Linked DNA regions of Homo sapiens: region 1 is linked to region 2. A link is a loop called in an ENCODE intact Hi-C map of the cell type or tissue named here. Cell type or tissue: IMR-90. All regions are shown on one strand. Each heading gives the region's core, and the rest is flanking DNA. Links, peaks and the distances in the headings are about the cores only.

Region 1 (5,335 bases), core at 606-4,605, 110 kb after region 2:
AATAACTTTTGATGGTTGATTTTAATTAAACCATATCAGGTAGTTTCCAGTTCCTCACTTTTACCAGGTTTGCAGGAGCATATAATCAAATAACCAGCTGATCAATGGTTAAAACTATTCTTTGATGATAGATTCCCATGGTTATATTTTGACAAATAATTCAAAAGGAGTTCAAAGAGTTGAGTGGTATTTCTATAATAAACTCCTTTTATCCCTGTCTACTTCTTATGTGAACAAATTTTCTCAGCATTCACATCTATAGAAATTGAATTGATGCTGAAATCCTGCCTCATTATAGCAATACAGAGATAAATGCAATAATTGAAAAAATACATCCAATTAATGATATGTCTTCTAATAAAAACTTTACTTATGTATTTATTTATCAAAATTTGTAATATGTATATATTCTTCCAATCAGTCACTGAAACTAATAATTATTGTAATGTAACGAACATTAAATCCAGAAGAAAATTTTCTTTCTGATCATAGAAACAAATTAATAAACTTTCATATACATGTTTTTGCTGTAGAGATATATAATACAGTATATAATTTAAAAATACTCTTAAGCATAAAATATCTTTTAAAATATATTAGGATATATTAAAATATACATTAAGATAAAGTTCTAAAGGGGAATGAGCACATTGAATTAAAAGAGGGGAAAATGATATAAATTTTGACTATAGAGCCAGTTCATGTATTTTTTAAATGCATAATGGTAGTTACCTAATTGCTATGGCATTTAGATTAAACTGCATATACTTAAGAGAGGGATATATCAATTCTATTTTTAAATAACAATATCTGCAACACTGGAAATTCTATCCTTTGCAATTACTTAGTCATAAAAAGAAAAATTTTGGACATCAACTGAAAAATACACAATAAGGTACATGATTTTTAAAAAATCAGATGTATGTAAGCCAACAGATTTTAAAACCAATGAACTCAAGTACTGAAGGAGAAAATCCTGAGTTTTATTTCAATTAACAATCTTTATAGTTTAGGTGTCAGATGCAGATAGTTATCTCAAGGATTTAGATGCAGATAGTTGTCTCAAGGATTTAGGTTTTAGTCATCTAAGAGAATATATACTTCTGTAATCTACATTTCAAACATAAGAAATCCCAGAAATGATCTGGCAATGTCAAATAGTTCACTTACAGTGACACAAAGTACAATGTTAAGTTTACAACTGACATTCATGACATCAGCTTCAAAAGATCCCTGTAATAGGACGTTCAGGCTGGAGTATAAAATACATTTCTTTTTTGGCAGATGTATACTGTGGAATACTAAGCAGAAGTTAGAAGCAACAAACAAGATAGATGTCTACACATTAATATGAGTGGATCTTTTTTGGTGCAAGGGGGCCAGGGTCTGGCTCTGTCACCAAGGCTGGAGTGCAGTGGCGCAATCATGGCTCACTGCAGCCTCGACCTCCTGTGCTCAAGCAGTCCTCCCACTTCATTCTCCCAAGTCGCTGGGACCACAGGTCTGCAACACCAAACCTGGAAAATTTTTAAATTTTCATAAAGACGGGATCTCTCTATGTTACCCAGGCTGATCTCAAACTCTGGGCTCAAGTGATCCTCCCATCTTGGCCTCCCAAAGTGCTGGAATTGCAGGCGTGAGCCCCCATATCTGGCCTATATGAGTGGATCTTAAAAACAGCAAAAAAAAATTAAGAAAGGGAACAAGATCTTTAGCACTACACCACATAAGTAAACAAAAGTTACATACAGAATCTTGAATAACAAAAAAGTCTGAAGAATTATTCCAGATTAAATACTCAAAAGATAACAAGTAAATGCAATGGAAACTGGATTAGGGAGAAAAAAAATGCTACAGAAAACAAACATTGCTGGGGACAATAAATGAAATTGGAGTATGAACTGTATACTAGATAACAGTAGTGTATCAATGTCAAACTTTCTAATTAGACCATTGTATGACAGCTATATAAGACAATATATTTTGTTCTTAGGAAATACATGCTGAAATGTTTAGGAATAAAGGATATAATGTCTACAACTTACTCTCAAAGAGATCAGAAAAATATTATGGACATATAAATAGAGAAAGATAAAACAAGGGTTGCAAAATCTTTACTATTTTTGAATCTGGGTAATGAACACATGGTTAATCTTTCTACTATAGCAATATTTCTGTAAATGTGAAATCATTTCAAACTTAAAAAGTAAAAAGTAAACACACATGCAAAACAACCTGCAATATTTTACGAGGATACATAGGGATTCAAATATACATATCAAATTTATCTGAGTAGCTGTCTATGAGAGGGGATAAGTGGGACTATAGAAATATAAAAACTAATAACAGGTATTAAACAAGAAGGGTCCCTGCTTGAACTGATACTGATAATGATGCTGTGCCTTGAACTAAGTATAGATAAATAGAGAGAAAAGAAAACTAATTCAACTCTCTGCTGTTGAGTTTCAAAAATAATAATTTAAAAAAAGAAGAACAAAAACAAGAACAAAGGAGTGTTGGCAAACCTCGGGCCCACCCCAATGGATGAACAGTGGGTAACAAGAGAATATCTTCATTGCCAGTTTTATGTGTTTAGTAAACATTTCAGATTACCTTGAGTTAATGATTCTCATTTGTGGAGGGTTTTAGGAACACGAACACAGAGACAGAGAAAAAGTCAGAGGGACACACACACACATATGCACACATGGAGACAGACACACACATATGCACACATGGACACACACACACACAGGCACACATGGAGACAGATACATATTGGGAGAGACAGTCGTCCTTGGGCCTTTTGTGATCCTCCACATCTTGCTGCAGGTGCCTGATCACTTGTTCTTTTACTCAGGCCATTTGTCCGGGTAATTTTCAGAGATGAGGTAACATCTCTCCTCTTGGACAACGAACAGGTTAACTTATTACTTGCCATAAAAGTGGTAGATTCCTTAAGCTCTGTGTTTCTCAGTTGCAATGCAAACTCACTGCGTGTGCAGCATTTATATGGCCCATATTGTGTCACCCTTGTGGAATTTGGGGCCAAGGGGAACCAATGTAAATATGTTGATGCTTATGATGCTTGCTGTACTGTAATAACATCTTTTGCCTCTGACCCAGAAATATCATGTAGCCAGCATTCATGCAGCAGTAATGAGTAACATAGACTATTAAGAAGACATGAACTCAAAGGTTGTGATTTAATAAAACTAATAATTTTGCTGCTTCATCAAGGACACTCTTAAGTGAAAATGGCATGGGTTTTATTGTGAGTGTATGGGAGTTACAAACACACTGAATACTGGCATGGCTGTCTTGATTCATGCTAAGGTGTCAGCATTTATTCCCGCAATTGCTTTTGCACAATCAGTGCAAATATCAATATAATTTTTTTTTAAGGCAAATGAGGTGTTAGTACTATTGTGAAACTAGCTTTGATCTGAAAATGCCTCAGACATCCCAGGGATCACTGCTCTAGGATAGATGTGCAAAATAGATTTTTGGGTCATAAGTTGTGTAACATTTCAAATTTACTAGACAATGCCAAACAGCTTGTCAAAGTGATTGCACCAATTTACATTCTCACCTGTAGTGTGTAAGAATCCTATCTGCACCACATCTTCACCAATATTTAGTATTTTCAGATTTCTTAATTTGTGCCAAACATAGTAGGTATAATTTGCCTTTATCTGAATATTAATTAGGTTGAACATCTTTTTATACGCTTATTGACATCTCAGATGCCTTCTTTTGTAAAGTGTTCAACTATTTGCATATTTTCTATTGGAGTATTTGATTTTATTAATTTGTAGTTCTTTATATATTCTTGAAACTGGACTGTGTCAGTTAAATGTGTTTGACTGTAACACAGTAGCAAATATCTTTTCCTCCACTGTGCTGTTTGTTTTATGGTATCTTTTGATTAAACTCTTCATTTTAATGTGGTTGAACTGGTTAATTACACATTTCATGTTCCTTATGTCTTATTTAAAAAATCCTTCTTTACCCTAAGGTCATGGGGATTTACTTCCATATTATCTTCTGAAATCGTTAATAGTTTGATTTCCACATTTAAGTATTGCTGGATCCTATGTTACAAGTATGCTTAGTTTTATAAGAAACTGCCAAAGTGTCTTCCAAAGTGGCTGTTAATAATAAATTTTTAAGCCTATGTGTATAGCTTGACACTGAATTCCATTTTTACTAGTCATCCCACTGAGCAAAAAGTATGTTTTATATTTCATTTTATTCACTGTACCTAGCATATAAACAGTCTAACAATTGGTGATGAAGGCTTAGAGGTTTAGTGAAGTGAACTGAATCTCAGTGGAGGTCGATTTATTTCATTTGGATAAACTGAGGAGACTCACGAGGTTAAAATGCAGACCTAATCAACAGTCTCTTATAAAACGTAGGATCCAGAGGATCTGCCATGAATTCCATTTTCACTATGATGAACTTTGCCCTTTTTTCTGCCCGTTTGTTCCTGCAATTACCATACTGAAGTTATACAATTCACATATACAGCAAGGCTCCACTCTGCTCATGGGATCAGGGACCAATTTCATTCATTGTTAGAGAGAATTTAAAGGGATGGAGGTCATTAGCTTTGTAGAGCAGCATTAAAATATGGCATGTTGTCGGTCCAGTTCTATTCCAGTTTTCAAGTGAATTCTAGTAGTTAGGCTCTGGTCCTGTTTCTTGTGAACAAGACACTCTTTTATATCCCAGTCTGAGAAACTAAACCACTTGTCTAGTTCCCTTGCTCCTGAGACTCTGAGGTCCTGGCCAGTACTTCATTTCTTTTTAAGCAAGGATCCCATTTGACTTTGGGGTATTAAAGTCGCAGCCTCCCTTGTTCTCCAACCTCTGGGACATACACTTACAGCAATCCACAGGACTTCCATGATGTTGACAATTTCCTGACTGAATCTTTATCTAAGCTCTGATGCCAGACCAAACTAGTAAAGTTCTCATAATGTGAATTGGATATAATGTGCTTAGTTCATTAGTTAACATAATTTGCTTTAACTAGACCCCTGTTGGTTATACAGCAGGGGGTACTGGGAACTAGACCAACTTCGAAGAAAAAAATAAAAAGCCTATGTCTGTAGCATAGGAACACATGGTTGCTTTAGTCTAGGTACTTCACTGGAGTGTTATTTGGTTATGTGTGCTTTTGTTAAGAACTACTGGTGCCTATGCATTGTGCTCCATGTAAAAATGCCAGGTCAAGGCCAAAGAAATAGAGAAGACAGTGCTAGCGGAGTGTGACTTATAAGGAAAAAATGATGCAATTATGTTTGTTCTGTTAGGTTTGATCGAAACC
Region 2 (5,335 bases), core at 472-4,471:
GGATAACAATGATCAATCTCATAAAAAATTGTCACGAGGGTTAAATAAGGTCATATATATAAAGCTCCCAGTGATGCGCTAATAAATGTTTAACCACTGGCTCCCTATGGCAGGGGGTGGGGGAGTTCTGATTTGTGGCATTTGCCAATTTTTGTAGTGTAAAAACCTCACTATGGCCAATTTCAAGCTACCAGCTTGATATACTAAAGGTGAACAGGAGAAGATATGCTAATAATAGGGTCCTATGAACCAATACTAGCTGGCTCCAGCACACCACTGAATGCTTCTAACATAGTGTCTGTCATATAACAAACAAGAAATAGTAGGTATTTTTATTATTATCACATTGAGGCAGGTTCTCCCATAATTAAAAATTTTATGCTAAAACCACTCTAAGGAAGCTGAGGATTTGTTTTTCAATTTCTAGAAATAAACCTCTATGAAGATAGGATGTGAATGTCCTTACAAGGACAGAGAAGACCAGGTATCCATCCTGAGAACATGGGAGTCTTAAAACACCTTCGGCAAGAGCAGAGCTCTGAGCTAGCTCTATGAAAACAGGCAGATCTCTTGTTTCAACCTTTTGGCTCCTAAAAACAGCTTCTACACAGCTAATGTGGAAAGAAATGCAAATGTCTTAGAAAAAAATAACATGTCTCACATTTGTAGGTATACTACACCTTTACCCTAAAGTCATAAACTTTCACATACATAATTTCAGGGGGTTTGTGGTTTGTTTTGTTTTTTTTGCAACACTTCTGCAGGATTCACTCTTCTGGACACATTAATTAGTCTAAGGGATGTAACTCATGATCTAAATCAGATCAATGAGAATTCTGGTTTAGAATTTTTATATCTCAACTGGAGCAAAAGGGACCCTTTCCTTTCTGGTCACAAAGGTGCATAAGATGATGAGTTCAGAGCTGCAGTGGCTGGGTTCCCTGTCAAGTGAAATTAGCTGATTTCAAAGAATGCACAGGAGCTAGAAAGCCTGGGTGGTGTGTGAGTCCTTGATTCCAGCCATTTCTCAAGCTAGGTTCCCCCTTACACTTCCCTCAGCTGTGTTACGTAAATCTTATGTGCTGAAGCCAGCTCAAGTTGAAGTTTTGTTATCTGAAACAAGGGTCTTGACTGACATATTGTATTTCATTTATTAAATATTTGCTGAATGTCTACTACGTTCAAGGCATTGTGCTTTGTTTTATAGAAGAAAGTAAGATCCAGTGTTAGGAAAACAGTTCTCCAAAATCGTGAAAAGAGCAATGATGGAATCAGGACTGGATTCCCCATTGATTGCTATTTCAATCGAAATTCATTTTAACATTGCTGAATAGTAAAATATAGGTTACAAGCACGGGATCACAAGACATTTTCTTCAATCCATAATTATAAATCATGCAGTTATTCTCAATGAACATGCTCATGCTTTTAGGTGGGAGACTCCCAAGAGAGAAGAATATGGAAAGCTTAAGAGCAAATTTCTCACTGTTTCTGTGAGCATAGCTCCATTGTGCCAGTTTTGTATACGGAAGATAATACTTTAGTGAAGTCAGAGTACTAGTATCCTAAATTTGAGACTGCATTAAGCCAACACTGGCCTTTGTTCATTATTATTCGTATTGTCTTTACTTATAAAGAAAACCAGCATTTAGAAATATAGTTAGCCAGTTTTTCAAATTTAAATTATATTTTATCAACATCTACAAATTTTCAGCCTAAAATTCATTTAAAGAATGATGATTTAATTTTGAATTTAAAAAATCTGACACAAACATTTTTTCTAAGTCATTTTCCAAGGGAGATTTAAAGTAATTTTCATATTCTTTCCTTTCTGTTTTCCACAGATGAACATGATCCCCAGTTGTTAGTACCATTTTTGGTAAGGAGGAAAATGTGTACTGAAAATAATACTTGCATGCCAGCCATAGTGAAACTCTGATTCAACTTTGCAACAGTGATTTCATCACCAAGATTAGGGGATAAAACAGAAATGTGTATTACAGTCACAAAAAGTTCAGTCACACAACCTCCAGCCATGATCTCATTAGTTCTCATAATGTAAGAGGGATGGAGGCCTTCAAATTAAACACAGGTGTCCCGAGTAACCACAATGATTCAGAAGTGTTGCAAAGGGTCAGGGACACCTCTGTCTTTTTATTCTTTGTCCCCTCTTCCATTCCATCTCTCCTCAGAAACTTAACCTAGATGTATCACTCTAGCCTTTAACTTGGAATATATGAAATCAGAAGTATTAATCACCCTCCCAATTTCCTTTCTGACTTTAACTCTCATTTCAGGCTTCACACTCAGTCCCTGTTGCATCTTTATTGCTCATCGTATCATCCCTTCCCATGTCTCTCTGAAGGATTAAATCACACCCTAGTTATTTAAACAGTTTTGCAATTCTACCACTGCATCTGCTTGTCTCAGTTTCTCCACTCTCCCATCTAGTTTAAGACATACTGCTTTCCCTTGTCTTCCTTCTCCACGTATTTGACCCTCTGATGGCATTCTTTCTCTGTCTTCTTTCCCTCCTCTAGACTTGGTGGCAAAAACATGAATACAGAAATTCTCTCTGGGAATATAAATTGCCGAATCGTTATAGCTGGAACAATTCTGGGGCTGTTTCTTTCTGAGCTTTTCCCAATACACAAATTGTCTTTATCTTCACAAGTCCTTCATAGCTATTAGACATTAACAATTAGTGGGATTCATGTTCGAGTGTCTGAAATAAGAGTGGCTTGCTGCAGCCTCTGTAATCTGACCTACAGTCCCGATCTCTTATTATTACAAAAAATAGTATAATTTGGAGAAGGGAATAAGAGAGACAGTATAAAAAATTTGCCCCAACCTTGGTAAACCAGAATATTTTTGAAGAAATAATCATCATAAAACCAGAATATTGTTTTTGCTTTTTAATTTAAAGGAAAATGGCAGAGCATATGAAAATAAACTGATATTAAATATTAGGATTAAGAGAGAGATTTCCTAGGCTTTGTCCCAGAGTCAAGGGTCTAATCATCAACTCTTTTTACAAACACAACATAGCAAAATTGTAAAAATCTTCAGAATTTGACAATAATATCTTTACTCAAAGAGAAATTCATTTATATAAATTATTGTCTACTTACAAAGATAAAAAACTTTCCTACATTTTAAATTAACTTAAAAAAATTTCAAAACAAAAAGTTGTTAAAAAAATAAAAAGAATTTTTTTTCATTTCTCAGCTAATTGGAAAGTGAAACTAATATTAAGCAGAACACTGTATGCCCTAAACATTATACAGTCAAGGTTTTTCTAAATTTTTAAAAATCAACATAATAAACATCTCTGAAGTTGTAGCAACTGAGAATGTGTCAATGAAGCAAGCAAAATTAGATGTATCAAAGTGCCACCAGACATTTGATTTGTACCTTACCAAGCTGGTGATGTCTGATGTAATGGAAAAAACATCACTGGATATTAGCATACCTCAGTCTGTGAAATGATGGGAGTGGACCTAAATAATTTCTATGATTCTTCCTAGGTCTTAAATTTTGGAGTTTTATAGATGACTCTAATGAATTTTTTTCTAAGCTTAAAATAAGAGATGACAGTTGTCCATGGGTGAGGTCCAATGACTCAGAATAATGGTTATTAAACATTATACCTTAAAATATACCAATTAAATAAAACCTAGCCACTGGATAAAAATTAATCTCTTCCCACCCTAAGTTTCCTTCAGCACTTTTGCTTATAACTCTCTTATTGTACTTAACAGATTTTGTCTTGTACTGTAGTTATTTTTGTATATATTTGCCCAATTAGATTACCCTCAGGAAAGAGAACCATTTCTCCCAAAGTACAGTGTCTTCCAACTTGAAGTTGATTAATAAATGTTTTTAAATTCTTGGTCACAATATTATTAAAATGAATAGTTCTCTTGTTTTCACCTCTCTGGTTTTCACAATTTTAAAAACCACAGTATCATACAGGAATAATATTTATCACTCAAGGATTCTTCACATGAGGTCATATGCAGAAATACTCTTGCTATTAAAACACGGCATGGTAAAAACTTAACTCAGCCTTTCTCTTTGGATTCCAACTTATTTTTTTTTCTTATGGTTGGGGATTAGCTTCTTACCAATCATATCCTTTAATATTAATTCCTTTCCTTTTTTTTTTTTCCAGTTATTTAAGGCTATGTCATGGATCCCACTACTTTCATTCATAGTCACTTTACTACCTTGACTACTATACTCTTTCTTATAAAAAGAGTTGCTGCTATGAACATGATAACTTTCCCCAGCAAGGACTCCTCTGGGTCTTCAAAGTCTTCCAAATAAACATAATATTATTTCTCTATCAATGCCTGTTTTGTCTATTTTTCCTAGTCCTCCGTCATTTTCTCTATAAGGACAAATCTTACTGTTCTCCCTTTTTGTATACTGTACTTATAAATTCTCTCAATATAACTAAAGACATTTGAAATATTTCATTATTTGAAAAAATACTTTCTGATAAAAAATACGATTTAGAATTTTAAACTAATGGTATAGGGAAAACAATCGTGATTGAAAATAAGTATAGATCCCTTCCTCAAATCAGGCAAAACATTTCAGATAGATCAATGTTTACATTAAAAATAAAAAAAGAAACTTTGAAAGTATAAGAGTGGGGAAGACCTTTCTAAACAGTGTACCAATGAAGAAATAAAGGTTTGACAGCTTTCTTAAATAAGATTTTCTAAATTTTATCAGTAAAAATAGATCAAAACACCATAAATAACATGGAAAATAGACGACAAACTAGGAAAAAATATTCAGAACACAGATAAAAGAGTTCATATCCTTAATACATTAAGAGTTCATTCAAATCAATAACAAAATAATAAATACTTCAATAGAAGTATTGATAAGTAGTTCAATAGGACAGGCCATGATGATAAAAGGCAAAAGAGAAGTAGTACAAACAGCCACTAAACATAATTTTTAAATGTTCAGTCCCATCAGCAGTCCCATATATGCAAAATAAGACAGCAATTAGATATCAGGGCTTTTCCCCTATAAAATAATGAAAGATTATTTTTAAAATAATAATAACGACTGTTGTTCACTTCCAGGAAAATGGCATTCTCATAGACTGTTAATCGGAATATAGATTCACACAATCTTTCTGGAAAGTAATTGGACAATGTGATCTCAAAGACTAACATGTGCTTCCATTTGAACTATAAATTATTTTCTTCTTTATTTAGCATATATAATTATAAAGAACAGTTTCAGAAGCAAAAGTGGTTAATGCTGCATTATTGCAGGGGATCAAAATAAAAAGTACAGCCAAAATCGTTCA

Evidence for each region. A loop is a pair of places that touch in the nucleus more often than their neighbours do. Peaks named below come from ENCODE experiments on the same cell type or tissue, not always from the same donor. Only the 100,000 strongest peaks of a DNase experiment are listed, where the experiment ranks them.
Region 1: a loop joins it to region 2, with 2.2 times the contacts of the local background. A loop is called at or near these places in 1 of 110 quality-filtered maps.

The regions. Positions count from the first base shown.
Region 1 is chr5:65,303,075-65,308,409 of GRCh38, forward strand. The region is part of intron 9 of ADAMTS6 (ADAM metallopeptidase with thrombospondin type 1 motif 6); the gene reads right to left. Among named protein-coding and RNA genes, the nearest start is that of ADAMTS6, 180 kb to the right of the region's middle. In IMR-90, for the core only: no CTCF peak of the experiment used is centred there; DNase peaks (open chromatin) are centred at 3,067 and 4,207.
Region 2 is chr5:65,188,496-65,193,830 of GRCh38, forward strand. All of the region lies in intron 21 of ADAMTS6 (ADAM metallopeptidase with thrombospondin type 1 motif 6), which reads right to left. Among named protein-coding and RNA genes, the nearest start is that of ADAMTS6, 290 kb to the right of the region's middle. In IMR-90, for the core only: no CTCF peak of the experiment used is centred there; DNase peaks (open chromatin) are centred at 2,036 and 4,026; H3K27ac peaks cover 2,646 bases.